Linked DNA regions of Homo sapiens: all the other regions are linked to region 2. The links are chromatin contacts, found by Hi-C or POLR2A ChIA-PET in ENCODE. All regions are on one chromosome and are shown on one strand. Each heading gives the region's core, a stretch centred on a gene start or an enhancer-like site at or near the end of the contact. The rest is flanking DNA. Distances are from core to core; before and after follow the strand shown. Region 1 overlaps MCUB (mitochondrial calcium uniporter dominant negative subunit beta). Region 2 overlaps EGF (epidermal growth factor). Region 3 has its middle 89 kb from the start of ELOVL6.

Region 1 (2,700 bases), core at 87-2,586, 350 kb before region 2:
TTCACTTAGTAATATGCATTTAAGGTTCCTCCATGTCTTTTCATGGCTTGATAGCTCATTTCGTTTTAGTGCTGAATAATATTCCATTATTTAGACGTACCATTGTTTATTTATTCATTCATCTACTAAGAAGAACATATTGGCTGCTTCCAAGTTTCGGCAATTATAAACAAAGCCATTATAAACATCCATGTGCAGTTTATTTACCATATTTTAATTGCTAGAATACTGAAATGCAGGGACCACATGGAGATTAAGTAATCTAAGGTCACACCCATAATAACCGACCACAGTCTAGTATTAATAGTTAGGAGCCCCCACCCTTTTAAATGTGCCGCTGAACCACCACCTTATGGTAAAAGGGATGTAGAACTGCACCTGGCCCACATAATTGTGTGTCCGCACCTGTTGGGACAGTGTAAGGAAGAGGTGCTGGGCAGATGGAAATAGTAGCTGTTAAAACCAGCTTCACACTGTTGAAAACCATGTAAAACAAGGCTTCCAGGCATAAGTGATCTGAACTAGAGGAAAAAGTACTAGGTATTTCCATTACAAACAGATCTTAAGAAACTGCATTCACATAATGATGTTGAAAAAGTTTATTAATTATAAATAATGTATTTTTAAGGCAATATACCCAAATATTTCAATATTTTTTCTAACAGACGACAGTAGGACAGGAAGATTGTCTAACATCTTTTCTCTGGGTTGTAGTCCTTCGTTATCTGCTTTCAAAACCAATGTCCTGTCGAAATGGAAGGAAAGAGAGAGAGAAGGAGGAAAATGCATTTATACAGGAATATAATTTCAGTGGTCCTGTTGAGATCAGTTCCAAAGGGATGACTGACTTAAATGCCTGGTTCTCAGAAGGGATGTAAATACAGTCTAGCTGAGAGGGAGCTGGTGAGAAATTACAGTAGGTGGAAGTTATTGTTGGCTGCTAGCCAAATATTGTATGTATGTATTCTGTTTCTGTACTGTATTAGCCAAATGCCAAACGTATTCTGTTTCTGTTCTGTTTCAGTCATTTTGTGGATTAACTACTCGTCTTGGGCTGTCCAGACCAGAAGAAGAAAAAATTTATTTTCACAGTGATGATTCATGTAGTACCTGAGACTGAAATATTAAGATAACTTTCTAGTCTGTGCTACAAAATGCAGTTTTTGTTAGGGAGATACATAGATCTAGAGGCAAGTAAGAGTTCATCAAAAGAGAGCTCCTATATAGCAGTTTGATTTTTTTTTTTTTTTTTGGTACAGAGAAGCAAAAAAAAAAAAAAAAATCATTAAAGCTTGACGCTCAGTGTGAGATTCTACAAAAGATCATGATGCACCACAGGATGTAGAACTAATGAACCCAAAGACAAGCTTCAAAGCAAAACAACTATGTAACTGAGGAGTACAAAGCAGCCTAACCCCAAAAGCACCATTTTTCTTGCCTCACACAAGAATTTCTTGTTTCTGTGGAGTACAAAAGTACGCTATATTAAGTGACACGGAAAACAACATTTAAAATGATGGAGTTTTTATTTATTTTATGCATATATTTTACCAATTTGCTTGTTCAGAATTTCTCATGCATTCTTATTCCTTGTTCGTGTTACATTTTGTTCACTACAGCTGAGTAGTGCCTTCAATGAAAGCCTATGAGTAGTTAAACCCTCAGTCTGTGTTGTTATAAATCCAACAACTTCTGTCCTTTTAACTGTTGAGTTTAATCTGTTTACATTTATTGTGATATCAGACAAATGTGGATATCTATCTACCACCTTATTCTGTGCATTCTGTTCATCCTGATTTTCCTTTGCTCATTTTCTTTCTCCTTTCTTATCTTCTCATAATTTGGCTAAATGTTTTTTTATACTCCTTTATCTCTATTGGTTTGGAAGTACACACTTTTTTTCTCTCTTCATTTAGTTTTACATCCTGTGGTGTGTAAGTTTTCTTACATCCTGTTTTCTTATGTGTTTGATTTCCTTTTTCCTGCAAAATGCTTTCAGTAAACATGTTTTAGTCGCTCAGTCTCAGTTTTGTTCAAAATGGTAGGTTATCTGACTATAGAATTCAAGGTTGATTGTTATTTCCCCTCAGAACTTTGAAGATACTCCTTTGCCTCTGCCGTCTATTAATTCACCTTATGTAAATTTAATTGCTTTCCTTTGTAGGCAATCTCTTTTTTTTTCAGGCATTATAAGAATTTTTTGTTTCTGGGGTTCTGTAGTTTCATCACATTGTGTCAGGGACAGAGTTAATTTCATTTTTCCTGCCTGGGACTCATTTATTATGATTTTTTAAAATAGAAATATGGTTTCACCCTGTTGCCCAGGCTAGTCTTGAACCCCTGGGCTCAAATAATCTTCCTGCCTCAGCCTCCCAAAGTGTTCGGATTACACGCATGAGCCACTGCGTCCAGCTAGGACTCATTATACTTCTTAAATCTAAGGACTCATCCTGAGAATCCTTAGATTTGAGAAGTGGGGCCTGATTTGGGGAATCTGAACCCAGGTGTGGTATGGAGGAGCAGCCCGGCTAACTGGATTAAATGAAAAGCAACAGATTTGGTTCATACCATTTGTTTATTCAAAACTATCATATCCCCCTATCAAGGGGGGAATGGTAGGCTCCTCAAGATGGGTTTGAGGTGAGGTGTAAACTAAAAGGAAGACCTGAGTTTTGGTGAGTCATTCTTGAAATTCAGCTC
Region 2 (2,700 bases), core at 182-2,681:
AAAAAATGATGAGTTCATGTCCTTTGTAGGGACATGGATGAAGCTGGAAGCCATCATTCTCAGCAAACTATCACAAGGACAAAAAACCAAACACTGCATGTTCTTACTCATAGGTGGGAATTGAACAATGAGAACACTTGGACACAGGGTGGGGAACATCACACACAGGGGCCTGTTGTGGGGTGGGGGGAGGGGGGAGGGATAGCATTAGGAGATACACCTAAAATAAATGACGAGTTAATGGGTGCAGCACACCAACATGGCACATGTATACATATGTAACAAACCTGCACCTTGTGCATGTGAACCCTAGAACTTTAAGTATAATAAAAAATATATATTAAAAAAATATATAGGTCTCTGAGAACATATAGCATGACAGAAGCTGATGAAGCTCCTCTTCCAAAGGCTGTCCAACTATAAAACCCTCTTTTTCTGTACCCCACTTTTCTCTCCCGTACTCTGTCTTTTCTGACAGATATTGATGAGTGCCAACTGGGGGAGCACAGCTGTGGAGAGAATGCCAGCTGCACAAATACAGAGGGAGGCTATACCTGCATGTGTGCTGGACGCCTGTCTGAACCAGGACTGATTTGCCCTGGTAGGTTGGTGGGTGGTCTACAGTGAAGGGGAGGGACTTGGCTCGGGGATATTCTATACCCTAATCTCTATTTGCATTAGAGATTCTAAAAATCATTCAGTTCAGGCAGGCTGCAGAGCTGGCTTTCCTGATTAGGACGATGCTGGGCTTGAGAATTTGAAATGGTCCAAGTTTTCTTAATTTAATAGCATCTGGAATAAATCCTTTTTTATTACTCACAATCCAATAAAGATGGGAACATGGGTATCTCTCTTCAACTGTGCAACTAATCTCACTATTTGTAATGTCAATTTGTGGGGCTGCTGGATAAGTTTTGCAGGGCTAGGCAGGTCGGTGAGAATGTCTGGACTCAGCATTTTAAATCACTTTCAAGGATTTTAAAATATTACTTTAAAAAGGCAGTATTTCTTGTTCTGAATTAGAACTCCAGCTCTCTTCTCTTTCTTTTCTCAATATTCATAATGGTTGACTCCTGCTTCCTGAATCTTCTTCCCATAACAGCAGTAACATCTCACCATCAGCACCCCAGAAGGGGAGCTGGCTTCACCTAGACCCTGGAGACCAGGATGGGGGTCTTTCCCATCACTGCCCACTTTTTGCCTGTCAGCCCTATAAGCAGAAAACATCCTAAGAAGAAAAATTCTGTGCTTACTTGGTCTCTGTTTTTTTTTTTTTAGCATATTATTTTTCTCAAATAATTTGCTCTTCTTAAAGGTACTGAAAAACTGCTTATATTTATGTAGTCAGCTGCACATGTTTACCTTTTAAGGAGCAGTGAACCATTCAATAAAAGAGACTTTACTATTATATTTTGGCATGCCCTCTGTTACGGGAACATTTTCTTCCTGCCAGAGTTGCTACAGTCTTGTCCTTGAGGGCTCCTCTGAAGGTTAGTTTTTAGAAGAAAGCACTGTGAGAAAAAATTTTCGAGACTCCAGGATATTGGAGGTAACGGACTGCACATTGATGGGTAGGTTTTAAACCATAGAGTTACCAGTTGTTCAGTGAGACCTTGAAGCTAACTGTCACTTCACATGGTTAGTGTATGTTTGTGTGTGACAGGTTTGTTTTTATGAGATCAGTGACTCTGAATTCACATGGCGACTTAGGACTGGGTGTTCTTTTACCTGCCTCCAATATGCTTTATGTATCAGATAATACTGAGCCCAAAGGAAGAACGGCTGGTTTCATAGTGAATGACTAAGGTCTAGCTAGGAAAGTGAAACTATTGTCCCTTCTAGTAGTTCTTCTGTCACTAAAAGATTTATGTCACAAACTATTCACAGAAACTAGTTCCTCATATTGATACTTGAAAGACACTAATCCATTCAGAAAGTAAAAGTAATGTCTTGGGTTCTTTTAGACTCTACTCCACCCCCTCACCTCAGGGAAGATGACCACCACTATTCCGTAAGAAATAGTGACTCTGAATGTCCCCTGTCCCACGATGGGTACTGCCTCCATGATGGTGTGTGCATGTATATTGAAGCATTGGACAAGTATGCATGCAAGTAAGTTAAACTGTCTTGCTGATGGCACAGAGAGATGCTATTCAGTCCATAACTTGTAGCTAATTTGTAAAATTTACACTCAGGATGTTTTTCTGCAATTAGGTGTTCTTTTGGAAAAATATAAACATACACATATGAACCACGTGTGTGCACTTCATTGCATGCTCCTTGTGTATCACGATGCCCCCTTCTAGTTACCGGTGATAAGTATAAATCTAAGGAGTTGGTGATTTCCCCTTTTACTGAAATAATTTGATGTTACTACTAGTATAGTCTAGGGATTAAATGTCTCATCCTGGTTGAAAAACTTAGGTTTGTGAGATAATTCCTTAAAACTTTTTTTTTCCATCAAATGTGCTTTATATTATGTGTGAGCATCCGTGATCTGTTTCTGGATTTACAAAAGTTTGGTACATATTCACACTGGACTTCTTGCCAGAGTCCAAAAATATTTTTCTTCAAAACTAATCATATGTATATTTTTTCTTCACTTCCTAACAGTTGACTTTTACATTTTGTTGTTCAGTAACAATTGCTGATACTGCAGCTGCTGCTTTTTGCTCCCTTTTTGCCCCCATAAGGGTTTCA
Region 3 (2,700 bases), core at 178-2,677, 290 kb after region 2:
AAACTTTCATTTATAACATGAGTAAATTTTGGGGATCTATTGTACAGCATGATAGCTACAGTTAATAATACTGTATTGTTTACTTAAAATTTGCCAGAGAGTATGCCTTAAGTGTTCTTATCACACACACACACACACACACAGAGTACATATATATGGTGATGGATGTGTTAATTAATTTGATTTTGGTAATTATTACACAAAGTATATGTACATCAAATCAACAAGTTGAACACGTTAAATAGATATAATTTTTCTTTGTCAATTATACCTCAATAAAGCTGAAAAAAAAGAAATATAACATGAGTCACAAACGTGAGCCACATTGTAATTCTAAATGTTCTAATAGTCACATGAAAGAAGTAAAAAAAGTAAAATTAATTTTAATAATATATTCTATTTACTAGTATATTAAAATCATTACCATTTAAATATGTATTCAGTATAAAATTATTAATGAGATAGTTTACTTTTTTAAAAATATTAAGCCTTGGAATAAGTATGTATTTTACACTCATAATACATCTCAGTTTGGACAGGCCTCACACTTCAAATGCTCAGTGTGTACCGTATAGGACAGTGTATCTTTAGATCACTGTTGTCAATATAAAAACAAAATATGTGAAAATCTTTATTATAACAATTGAATTCATGATTTTCCTCAAATGAAGGCAAAGAAATAAAATTTTATGAAATAAGTATACTATAAAATGATTTATATGGTGTATGTGTCCTTATTTTATTATTCAACTACACATCAATAGAATACTCAGATATACACACGTGTGAATATATTAGTTGTCTTTGATGTTTTTCAGGCACATAAAAAGCATAACTTTACATGTTTTTTTACTTAGTCACTATAAAGTTATATTTATCAAGGTAGGCACCTAAAACATTTTATTTATTTATTTATTTTTAAAGTAACCAGTTTATTTTGTTTTATTGGAGGGTGTTGATTGGGCATTTTGTTTTGTTTTGTTTTGTTTTGCTTTGTTTTAGAGTCGGAGTTTTGCTCTGTCATCCTGGCTGGAGTGCAGTGGAACGAACATAGCTTACTGTAGCCTCGAACTTCTGGGCCCAAGGGATCCTCCTGCCTTAGCTTCTGGAGTAGGGGGCACTAGAGGCGCATGCCACCCCACCTGGCTAACATTTTATTTAAGAGTTTACTAGGCCAGGCACAGTGGCTCATGCCTGTAATCCCAGCATTTGTGAGGCTGAGATGGGAGGATTCTTTGAGGCCAGGAGTTCGAGACCAGCCTGGTCAACATAGTGAGACCCCATCTCTAAGAAAAAAAGGTTTGCTAACTTGATTTCCAACACTTAAATATTTGGGCATATAGTAGGCATTCATCTATAACCTTGCCACAGGCCCTGCAAAAGTTGGACTTGGGCCTGGCTTGGAACTCTGCTTTCAAATGTTGGCATGACTCATTCCCTCACTCCTTTGAGAATGAGCTCAAATTTCGTTTTGTCAGTGAGAACCGAAACTGTATACACCCACATAGCTTACTGTGTATATTTACAGGCCTTTGTTATTCTAGGTTTCATCAACATAGCTTTACTATTCTAGGAAACTCTTGCTGAAGAAGATAAAAGTTGTGAATAACATTATCATTCATTTCAGCAATGTCCCAAAAGGCCATCAACTCTTCATGAAAAGCATCAATTTGTTCCTCCAGTCATGGGAGCCATATCAAAACTACAGTTGAAACCCCAAGACTGCTTGAACCCAAGACTCTTTGAAAACCTTGCCTTTACATCTTCACTTTGCTGTGACCACGAATCTTAAACTATTAAGTCATAATCCTTACAGAGTGTTAATTAAGCACTGATATCGGATAAGATCTGTCTTAAACTGACTTAGAGTCCCAGTAAATATCCTGACTTTGTTCTCCCTCTTCTGAGATGCTCTAAGATTCTGTGGAGGGAGTACTCCCTTCCCAAGATCAATATAAGCTCAGCTTTGTCTTTTCGACAGGTTGTCATAGTGATAATTTGGGGAGCCAGCATTCAGGATCAGTAAGTCTTTCTCTGAACATTCTTTTTTTTTTATTTTTTTTTTGAGAAGGAAGTCTTGCTCTGTCACCCAGGCTGGAGTGCAGTGGCGTGATTTCGGCTCACTGCGACCTCCCAGGTTCAAGGGTTCAAGCGATTCTCCTGCCTCAATATCCTGAGTAGCTGGGATTACAGGTGCCTGCTTACCACGCCTGGCTAATTTTTGCATTTTGAGTAGAGACGGGGTTTCACCATGTTGGCCAGGCTGGTCTTGAACTCCTGACCTCAGGTTTTCTACCCGCCTTGGCCTCTCAAAGTGCTGGGATTATAGGCATGAGCCACCATGCCAGGCCTGGTCTTGAACTCCTGACCTCAAGTGATCCACCTGCCTCGGCCTCCCAAAGTGCTGTGATTACAGGCGTGAGCCACCGCGCCCAGCCTAGTCAAATTGTTTTATATAAGAGAATGTTAATCAAATTTTCTGATCAGGTGATTTTTCAAAAGCTAAAGCATTATATCAGAGCTTATATCAGTAAGAGTAGCCGGGGATGTAGAGGATATTCTAAGCATAAATCTTTCTGATGATCTGGCTTTATCCCAGAGATGTGAAATTAATAACACATCAGGGTATAAAGAGAATATTCTTTCCACATGAATATCATTTCTCATAAAGGAGTTTTTACAGAAAATTAGCAACTTCTC

What was found. Hi-C counts contacts between places; a loop is a spot of excess contacts on that map. ChIA-PET counts read pairs that join two places held with the same protein, here RNA polymerase II (POLR2A). Pooled maps may share reads with other maps.
Region 1: a loop to region 2 is called in a pooled map, with 7 times the contacts of the local background. The contact joins two enhancer-like sites. A Hi-C loop is called at or near these places in 10 of 37 single-sample maps with no recorded cell type and 5 of 50 pooled maps. POLR2A ChIA-PET finds 5 or more read pairs at or near these places in 1 of 52 experiments (GM12878).
Region 3: a loop to region 2 is called in a map with no recorded cell type, with 10 times the contacts of the local background. The contact joins two enhancer-like sites. A Hi-C loop is called at or near these places in 22 of 37 single-sample maps with no recorded cell type and 11 of 50 pooled maps. POLR2A ChIA-PET finds 5 or more read pairs at or near these places in 6 of 52 experiments (OCI-LY7, activated CD4-positive, alpha-beta T cell, activated T-cell and 1 more).

What each region holds. Positions count from the first base shown.
Region 1 is chr4:109,647,460-109,650,159 of GRCh38, forward strand. The region is part of intron 1 of MCUB (mitochondrial calcium uniporter dominant negative subunit beta); the gene reads left to right. Among named protein-coding and RNA genes, the nearest start is that of CASP6, 55 kb to the right of the region's middle. Within about 2 kb of position 1,337, at least 4 of the 41 ENCODE cell types and tissues checked have a DNase peak (open chromatin) inside an H3K27ac peak, as active enhancers do; they include GM12878, where a contact is called at or near this core.
Region 2 is chr4:109,992,769-109,995,468 of GRCh38, forward strand. EGF (epidermal growth factor) reads left to right here. Exons shown (of 24, transcript NM_001963.6): 19 at 479-601; 20 at 1,965-2,112. Among named protein-coding and RNA genes, the nearest start is that of EGF, 81 kb to the left of the region's middle. RefSeq lists an enhancer at 1,730-2,019. Within about 2 kb of position 1,432, at least 2 of the 41 ENCODE cell types and tissues checked have a DNase peak (open chromatin) inside an H3K27ac peak, as active enhancers do; they include GM12878, where a contact is called at or near this core.
Region 3 is chr4:110,285,869-110,288,568 of GRCh38, forward strand. It overlaps the pseudogene ZBED1P1. Among named protein-coding and RNA genes, the nearest start is that of ELOVL6, 89 kb to the left of the region's middle. RefSeq lists an enhancer at 1,402-1,491. Within about 2 kb of position 1,428, at least 3 of the 41 ENCODE cell types and tissues checked have a DNase peak (open chromatin) inside an H3K27ac peak, as active enhancers do.